Linked DNA regions of Homo sapiens: region 2 is linked to region 1. A link is a contact called in ENCODE Hi-C or POLR2A ChIA-PET data. All regions are on one chromosome and are shown on one strand. Each heading gives the region's core, a stretch centred on a gene start or an enhancer-like site at or near the end of the contact. The rest is flanking DNA. Distances are from core to core; before and after follow the strand shown.

The links. A loop is a pair of places that touch in the nucleus more often than their neighbours do. ChIA-PET counts read pairs that join two places held with the same protein, here RNA polymerase II (POLR2A). Pooled maps may share reads with other maps.
Region 2: a loop to region 1 is called in a map of B cell, with 13 times the contacts of the local background. The contact joins the enhancer-like site here to the promoter of SF3B2 in region 1. A Hi-C loop is called at or near these places in 1 of 168 maps with a recorded cell type or tissue (B cell), 17 of 37 single-sample maps with no recorded cell type and 12 of 50 pooled maps. POLR2A ChIA-PET finds 5 or more read pairs at or near these places in 6 of 52 experiments (CD4-positive, alpha-beta T cell, H1, OCI-LY7 and 3 more).

Annotation. Positions count from the first base shown.
Region 1 is chr11:66,049,981-66,054,099 of GRCh38, forward strand. SF3B2 (splicing factor 3b subunit 2) reads left to right here and starts at 2,384. Exons shown (of 22, transcript NM_006842.3): 1 at 2,384-2,537; 2 at 2,693-2,739; 3 at 3,047-3,124. The coding sequence starts at 2,405. It overlaps SNORD13F (small nucleolar RNA, C/D box 13F), which reads left to right and starts at 3,164; the gene lies at 3,164-3,248. RefSeq lists enhancers at 1,382-1,933, 1,752-1,801, 2,422-2,591 and a silencer at 2,002-2,211.
Region 2 is chr11:66,220,826-66,225,331 of GRCh38, forward strand. It overlaps PACS1 (phosphofurin acidic cluster sorting protein 1), which reads left to right. Exons shown (of 24, transcript NM_018026.4): 10 at 329-422. Among named protein-coding and RNA genes, the nearest start is that of KLC2, 35 kb to the right of the region's middle. RefSeq lists enhancers at 1,745-1,844, 1,905-2,144, 1,950-2,450, 2,451-2,951. Within about 2 kb of position 1,971, at least 4 of the 41 ENCODE cell types and tissues checked have a DNase peak (open chromatin) inside an H3K27ac peak, as active enhancers do; they include B cell, where a contact is called at or near this core.

The sequences.
Region 1 (4,119 bases), core at 1,134-3,633:
GCCATGCCAGACATCAAGAGCCCTACACTGAGTTCTGTGGCTGGCCTGCACACCTGCTTTCTATTTTGCTCTGGGCCTGGTAAAGCAAGGATCCTGGAGCTGGGTAGCCACCCAAAGGTGGGACTGGAAGGGGCTGGATACGCCCTTCTAGGCCCACATAGGAAATAGTGTGAGGGTCCTTGTTATGGTTGAGGAGGAGGAAATAGGGACTCTCAGAGTCAGAAGGACTGCTGGTGGCCCCAGTTTGGCCTCTTGGGCATGTCACCTTCTCTGCCCATCAATCTTCCGCTGTGTACAATATCGTGGGGGAGGAGGATCTTGAGACCTTGCCTCCTTCCCAGGGCTGTTATAAAATGAGACTCCAGGCCGGGTGCAGTGGCTCACGCCTGTAATCCCAGCACTTTGGGAGGCTGAGGCGGGCGGATCACGAGGTCAGGAGATCGAGACCATCCTGGCTAACGCGGTGAAACCCCGTCTCTACTAAAAAAAATACAAATAAATTAGCTGGGCGTGGTGGCGGGCGCCTGTAGTCGCAGCTACTCGGGAGGCTGAGGCAGGAGAATGGCGTGAACCCAGGAGGCGGAGCTTGCAGTGAGCGCAGATAGAGCCACTGCACTCCAGCCTGGGCAACTGAGACTCTGTCTCAAAAAAAAAAAAAAATAAATAAATAAATAAAAAATAAATAAATAAAATGAGACTCCATCAGCCTTTAGTTTATCCTGCCTCAGAGACCCCGCCCCCTTCCCTAGCACCTACACATGCCTTGGGGCCCTCAGCCTCAGATGACCTGCCCTGGGCTCTCCAGTTACAGGGAGCAGAAGAGCCTTCCTTTGGGCTAGAAAGGTTCTGCCTGAGTGGGCTGACAAGCTGGAGGGAAGGGCGCTGTTTTTCTGTCTTCGTTACTGTCCTTTCCGGGTTTGGCTTCTCCTCTGGGAGTGTGGCTGCAGGAGCCTCCCATAGTGATATTGATGGAAAGGGGAAAGGTCAAGGTTTGGGTAGGAGGAAGAGGACTTCCCACCCAGTGCTAGGATGTGAGCCAACCTTTCTCAACCCAGTCCTTTTCCCTGTCTCTCCCAAACCTCACCTTCCCCCGACCTGGTGCCCCATTCTTTTTTTTTCCCTGTTCCCAGCTTCTTCTCCACTGGGGGCAGTTGGCAAAATGGAGCTGGAGAAAAGATCTGAAGGGGATGTGTAGGGGGAAAATGAGACCATTTCACTTGAGTCTCCCCACTCCCTTTCTCAACACACATAAAAAACACACACAGGCTAGCTGTTGGTGAGAGGGCAGAGCTAGTGGCAGAGGTGGGGAGAGAAACTGAATTGATGGTGTGGGACAGGGAGAGGTGGATGCTAGGCAGGCAAGAATCCCTGCCAGTCTCTGCCTCTGTCTCCAAAGGCCAAGGGGAGTTGGGGTGGGGAGTGGGAGGCAAGGTGGGGCCCCCAGTGCAGGTGCGGCTGAGGGAAAAGGGCCTGAGTTTATTTTTGAGACTAAAAAAGACACAAATGCTTTCACCAGAAACATTGTTCCTTTTTTTCCAGTAATCATTTATTGGGCGCCTCTTGAACGCCAGGCGATGCGAGACTGAAAATGATCAAGTCCCTGCTCACATTTTTGGGATAGAGGTAGGAAGAAAGGGCAAGAAAGACTTAACAAACGGTGGAGATTCGAACGTATTATGGGAGCTCTAAGAAAGGAAAGGAAAGCGGGAGGAGGCTTAGTGGAGAAGACGACATTTGAGCCGGCCTGGAAGGTGGAAAAGGGGGCTTTAGAGTCGCCCTTCCCCCAGGTCGGCAGCTGGAGCTCAGCCCGGGCAGGCCTGCTGCTCTCCCGGCTTGGATCCCCTTTCAGCCCATTCATCCGGGCCTGGGCCGGGGGTGGGCGGGCAGACAATCAGACACTGTTTTATCCCAGGCATCGGCTCCAGCCTCCCGCTTGGCGCCCGCAACGCGGGGCCGCCGGGGAAATGAGTCTCTCGGGACTCCCTGGGAGCGTAAGCGTTCGAGGATCTGACCGGAGGGCCGGGCCGGAAAGCTTGAGAGCCTTCGCTCCCGCAGGTGAGGCGCAGAAAACACTCCCTCGGGGAAGTGCCAGCCCTCCTCGCAGCCCCGCCCTCCGGCCCGCCGCCGGCCTTCGGGGCCGTAGCGGCGCGCAGGGCCCGCAGAGACCGAGACCTGCGCACTACAACTCCCAGGAGGCCTCGCGACCAGACCGCCGAGGGGCCACTAGAGAAAGGTGCGTCTGCGGCGAATCCCGTCGCCCAGCGCACGGCAGCGGGTGTGCCTGAGTGCGCGTCGCCTCCCAACCAGAGAGGACGTGGCATACGGCGCCACCGGAAGTTCCGGCAAGTGGGCCCTGAGGCTGGCCCCAGCTTCCGGGTTGGTCGCGCGCCTTCCTGCGGCTAAGATGGCGACGGAGCATCCCGAGCCTCCCAAAGCAGAATTGCAGCTGCCGCCGCCGCCACCTCCAGGCCACTATGGCGCCTGGGCTGCCCAGGAGCTTCAGGCCAAGTTGGCAGAGATCGGAGCTCCGATCCAGGGTGAGGAACACAGGAAGTCGAGGGGCCTTTACGGGCCTGCGGAGAAGCGGAGCCTGGTTACCCGGGAGACTCGGGTGCGAGGGGCGGAGGCAGGCCGCTGGGGCCTGACCTGGCCGGGCTGGCCTGCCCCATTGATCGTGTACTTTGCCCTGCAGGTAATCGCGAGGAGCTGGTGGAGCGGCTGCAGAGCTACACCCGCCAGGTAGGTGTTGGCGGCGGGACGTCAGGATAGGCCGAGCTTCTCCAGGAGACCTTATATACCCCATCACGGCTCGGTCTTCATTCTTTCTTTATCTCGGCACAGCAAGGCGGAGGCTTGCCCTTTTTAGCTTGTTCTTGCCTTTGCCAGCTTAGTTGTAATTTCTTGTATCCATCTTGGTCCTCTTCAGTGCCCAGCCAGAGCGCTGGCAGACAGGCACTGGGTACGTTTTGTTGAATGAATTGGGAGCGAACGTCGTTTAGTGAAACAGCTAGTTTTGGACTGACCTAGAGTCCTTTCTCTTTTGCAGACTGGCATCGTGCTGAATCGGCCGGTTTTGAGAGGGGAAGATGGGGACAAAGCCGCTCCACCTCCCATGTCGGCACAGGTAGGGAGATTCTTCTGTTTTTTAAGATTCCATCTGCTGATCCTTTTGTAGTTCATGAGCATGATGATTGGGTGTTCACGTGCATGTGTGAGATGTGACACCCTTGCACATTACTCGCCTGACCTGAGTGGGGAAAAAAAAAGATTCCATATGTTCAGGGTAGCCCTTCCTCTCACTTGCAGTTGTTGGGCAGGGAGGTACTGCCATGACAGAATTGTGAGCTCTTCAGTTCTCTCTTTGATGCTGACACTTGCCTCCTTTTCCACTGTCTGCTTCTCCAAAAGCAGCTTGTGGCCGGGTGCAGTGGCGCATGCCTGTAATCCCACCACTTCGGGATGCTTAGATGGGACGATCGCTTGAAGCCAGGAGTTCGAGACCAGCCTGGGCAACATAGTGAGACTCTGTTACTACAAAAAATTTTAAAAATTAGCTGGGCACGGTGGCACGCGCCTATAAAGTCCCTATAAAGAGGCTCAAGGATTGCTGGAGCCCTGGGGTTGGAGGCTGCAGTGAGCTCTGGTTGCGCCACTGTACTCCATGTACTCCATCCTGGGTGACAGAATGAGACTTTGCTTCTTTAAAAAAAAAAGGGGGGAGGTGATGGGGGAGGGGCTGGGAGAGTGTCAGAAAAAATAGCTAATGCATGCCAGGCTTAATACTTAGGCAGTGGGTTGATAGGTGCAGCAAACCACCATAGCACACATTTACCTATGTAACAAACCTGCGCATACTGCACATGTACCCGAAAACTTACAATAAAATAAAATTAAACCAAAAAATAGGAAAAAAAAAAAAGAGGCAGGGCGTGGTGGCTCATGTCTGTAATCCCAGCACTTTGAGAGGCCAAGGCAGGTGGATCGCCTGCGGTCAGGAGTTTGAAACTAGCCTGGCCAACATGGCGAAACTCTCTCTACTAAAAATACAAAAATTAGCTGGGCGTGGTAGCACATGTCTGTAATCCCAGCTACTTGGGAGGCTGAGGCAGGAGAATCACT
Region 2 (4,506 bases), core at 721-3,220, 170 kb after region 1:
CTCCTTCCTGGCCATAGCAGTCTCCTGACCCCTCCCTCGCTGTCCCCTCTATTACCAGAGAATCTTGGTCCTTCATCCTTTCTGAACCTCTGGCTGTCTTGGAGAAGGTCACTGTTTTGCCTCTCACTGACAGAAGTCCTATAGGACTCTCAGGAAGTACCCCCTCTCCTGACCCGCCCCTCCTCTTCACCCTGCACTTCCCTGCTCACCGGGCGTTCTGGACACCTGTAGCTTGTTGACCCACCCTGAATGCCAGCTCCATTCAACTCTCCCAGCATGCTGTTCTGAGCCCTGGCAGCACTGACCCTGGCTGTGCTCTTCACCACAGGCCTTTCTTTGAGGGGATGTCGCAGTCCAGCTCCCAGACGGAGATTGGCAGCCTCAACAGCAAAGGCAGCCTCGGAAAAGACACCACCAGCCCTGTGAGCGCAACCGCGACTGCGGGGCGGGGTGGGACCGTGGCATGTCAGGGCTCGACGCTCTGGCCCTCTGCATCTCTGATCAGGGCTCATGTTGTGACCTTAGAAAAGTGGCCCCATTGGCTGGGCATGGTGGATCACAACTGTAATCCTGGCACTTTGGGAGGTGGAGTCGGGCAGATCATGAGGTCAAGAGATTGAGAGCATTCTGGCCAACATGGTGACACCCCATCTCTACTAAAAATACAAAAATTACCTGGGCGTGATGGTGTGCACCTGTAGTCCCAGCTACTCAGGAGGATGAGGCAGGAGAATCACTTGAAGCCGGGAGGCGGAGGTTGCAGTGAGCCAAGATTGAGCCACTGCACTCCAGCCTGGCGACAGAGCGAGATTCCCTCAAAAAAAAAAAAAAAAGAAAAGAAAAAAGAAAATGGCCTCATCTTGTTTCAGCCTCAGTTTTCCTCCCCTCAGTCTGGCTGGGAGCTTAGCTCTTTGGGGTCATTGCTGTGTCAGGCTGGGTTGTTCCTTTTGGTCTGTTTCTGCCATGGCCCAGCGCCTTCCCTCTCAGAATACATACAATCTCCCCCTCTGCTGGGCGTGGTGACTCATGTCTATAATCCCAGCTCTTTGGGAGGCCAGGGCGGGTGGATCACTTGAGCCTAGGAGTTCGAAACCAGCCTGAGCAACATGGTGAAAGCCCATCTCTACGAAAAATGCAAAAGTTAGCCAGGCATGGTGGTGCACGTCTGTAGACCCAGCTACTTGGGAGGCTGAGGCAGGAGGATCCCTTGAGCCCAGGAGGCAGAAGCTGCAGTGAGCTGTGATCGCACCACTGCTCTCCAGCCTAGGTGACAGAACAAGACCTTATCTCAACAAACAAAAACCTCTCCCTTCGTGTCTGTTCTGTGGTAGCTGAGAGTGTGGCATGGAGTGGGCGTTTGGCCAGTAGTGAGTGGCCCTGCACCAGACTGGGGAAGGAGCAGGTATGGAGAGGAGGGGAGCCACTGAGACGTGCTCAGGAGGCCCTAGTAGGCTTTATTGGGCCAAGAATCCATAGAGGGGAGCAGTGCCCCGAGAAAATTTATAATTTAGTCAAGAGGTTTCCATTTTTTCTGGTGAGCAAGGGGAAAAGGGGGCATGTACTGTAGCAGCCGGAGCCACGACCTGGGCCTTGCTCCGCCCCTCCTAGAAAGGCCCTGCTCCCTCAGCAGATCACAGGCAGGGGTGGGTGTGAGCCTGAAGTGACCTCAGGCCCTAGGAAGCTGCTCTTCCTTCGTTTACAATGGAAGGCAAGTGAGTGTTGTCGCGATGTGAGTGCCCAGCTTAGGATTTGCCCTCCAAAGCCCAGTGTCTTTTCTGTAGATCAAAGAAACAAATCCTTTAAGTCCTCCTGTTCACCTGCTTTACTGGCAGATGAAGCCTACTCATGGTTCACCAGGGGGAATACCAAACTCGCCCTGCAGATCGGTAGTAATTGTGCGGAGATGATAGGAAACAGGAGAGGCCTCTACCGCTGAAAAGCACGGGTCTGAAAGGGCAGGTGCCTGTCCTGGAAACCACCTTCTCTTGGGGCATCCCCTGGCTGCCCTTCTGCCTGTTGCCACCAGGTGGGGCTCTCTCCCAGCTCACCGTTCTTCCTGCTTAGGACAGCGCCCCACGTGACGTTAGTGAGGCAATGCATGGGAAACTGCAGCCCAAACAGACTCCTCCCTGGGAGAAACCCCAGCCCTGCCCCTGCAGACCCTGCACCCTAGACGCCGTTCCAGGCCGGGTTCATGGGGATCCAAGAACTGAGGAGACCTCGATTTACAAAAAAAAAAAAAAAAAAAAAAAACTCTTTCTAAATTTATTTTTTATTTTTATTGGAGTCGGAGTTTTGCTCTTATCGCCCAGGCAGGAGTGCAATGGAGCGATCTCGGCTCACTGCAACTTTCACCTCCCGGGTGCCAGCGATTCTCCTGCCTCAGCCTCCCGAGTAGCTGGGACTGCAGGCACGTGCCACCCACACCCGGCTAATTTTTGTATTTTTAGTAGAGATGGGGTTTCTCCATGTTGGCCAGGCTGGTCTCAAACTCCTGACCTCAGGTGATCCGCCCGCCTCAGCTTCCCAAAGTGCTGGGATTAGAGGCTTGAGCCGCTGTGCCCGGCCTATTTTTTTTTTTTTGAGATAGGGTCTCGCTGTACTCCCCAGGCTGGAGTGCAGTGTGTACCCAGCCACCTCACTTTCTTTGGTATTAGTGTTTAGGATGTGGCTTGGAGATGCATTTCCTCACATGGAACTGCTGAATGGCCCTGCTGAATTGACAGCATCCACATGGGCAAACCCTACTGGGCAAACCCTACCCCTGGCCATGAGAGCTAAATTCCCTCTTAACTATATGGGATGACTCTAGAAAGATACCTGGGAGCTGGCTGAGGGAGGACTCTTTCTTAGTGTTCTAGGAATGTAGAGCAAGTGCCCTAATATAACAAAATGTAACTAAATCACTAACTGAGACAGTGCCCCAAAAGCAGTAAGCAGAACACCTAACACTGTGGATGTTCAATAAATGTTAGTTACCTGACTTATAAAACTTACAGAAAAAATTACTTAGACACTCTGAGCCTCGGTGCCTCATCTGTAGGGTTGTGGTGTCGGTATAGGAGCCCATTTGGCTCAAAAGCCAGTTGAGGGCGGACACGGTGGCTCAAACCTGTAATCCCAGCACTTTGGGAGGCCGAGGTGGGTGGACCACTTGAGGTCAGGAGTTCGAGACCAGCCTGGCCAACATGGCAAAACCCTGTTTCTACTAAAAATACAAAATTAGCCAGGCATGGTGATGCACACCTGTAATCCCAGCTACTCGCGTGGCTGAGGCAGAGAATTGCTTGAACCTGGGAAGCAGAGGTTGCATTGAGCCAAGATCCCGCCACTGCACTCCAGCCTGGGTAACAGAGCAAGACTCCATCTCAAAAAAAAAAAAAAAAAAAAAGCCAGGTGAGTGTCAGCCTTTATAATATGATGGCCTAAGGGCCTCTGTCAGGGCAAAAACACATTTGGGACAGGGTAGAGCTTCTGAGTTTGAGTCTTGACTCCACCACTCCACTGACTGTGTGATCTTGGGCATGTTACCACGCCTTTGCTTCCTCATCTACAAGGTACGTGTTAAAGCTCGTGCCTCCCAAGGTAGTGAGGAGATGGAACAGGATCATGCACATCAGACTGCTGCGTGGGGTGTGCCTGATTGACTTACTGCACACAGAGCACTGCTCATTGCTCACCGACTACTATTGCTTTTATTATTATAATTCCTTAGTGCCATTTCAGTTGTGGACTCCTAAAATTGATAGAATCTAGATGTCTTTTTAGTGAGTCCTTCAAATTCTGGTTCCCTTGGCCACGTTTCAGACTCACTTTGCTGGTTCTGTGCTGATATTTCTATTTTGAAGAGCCCCATATGTCTGGATGTGGGTGTGAAACTTTGGAATCCTTTGGTATGAAAGGCGCTTTGGGAACAGCAGAACCAGACTGCGCTCTTAAATGGAGAACTTCTGAATGGATTAGGAAAAACCACGAGATTGTGCACCTGTAGGCAGGTGTGCACGCACCACCTCAACTTGTGTCCTCTCTTCCCTGGTTTCCTAGCACTGTTATTTATTTATTTTTCTTAATCTTGCTTTTTGTTCCCCACATTTTAGAGGATTCAGTTTATCGCTAGAACCAGAAAGAATTTCTCCTGATACGAATTATTCCAGTTGTTGAATTTTCCCAAGGCTTGAGCACACAATGGCAACATAATTTGGTTCTCCAAGCTGATAACAATGAGCCCTGACAGTGCGTCAGGGCAGCCACAGATGCAGACTTCCAGCCAGGACTGCCTGCTGCTAAGTCGCTATTTCCACAGCACTATAAATAATGGCATTAGAGCCTAGTCCTTCATGAAATGATAGCCTACACATTACCCACTCTTGCCCCCTTCTCTCTGACACGGGCCTACACTCTTACCCTTCAGCAGCTGACATTGTCCATGAGCACAGTGGTGCAGACTTCTGGGACCTCTAGTGATACCTCATCCATATCCCATGCCAAACACTTGGTCAGACACAG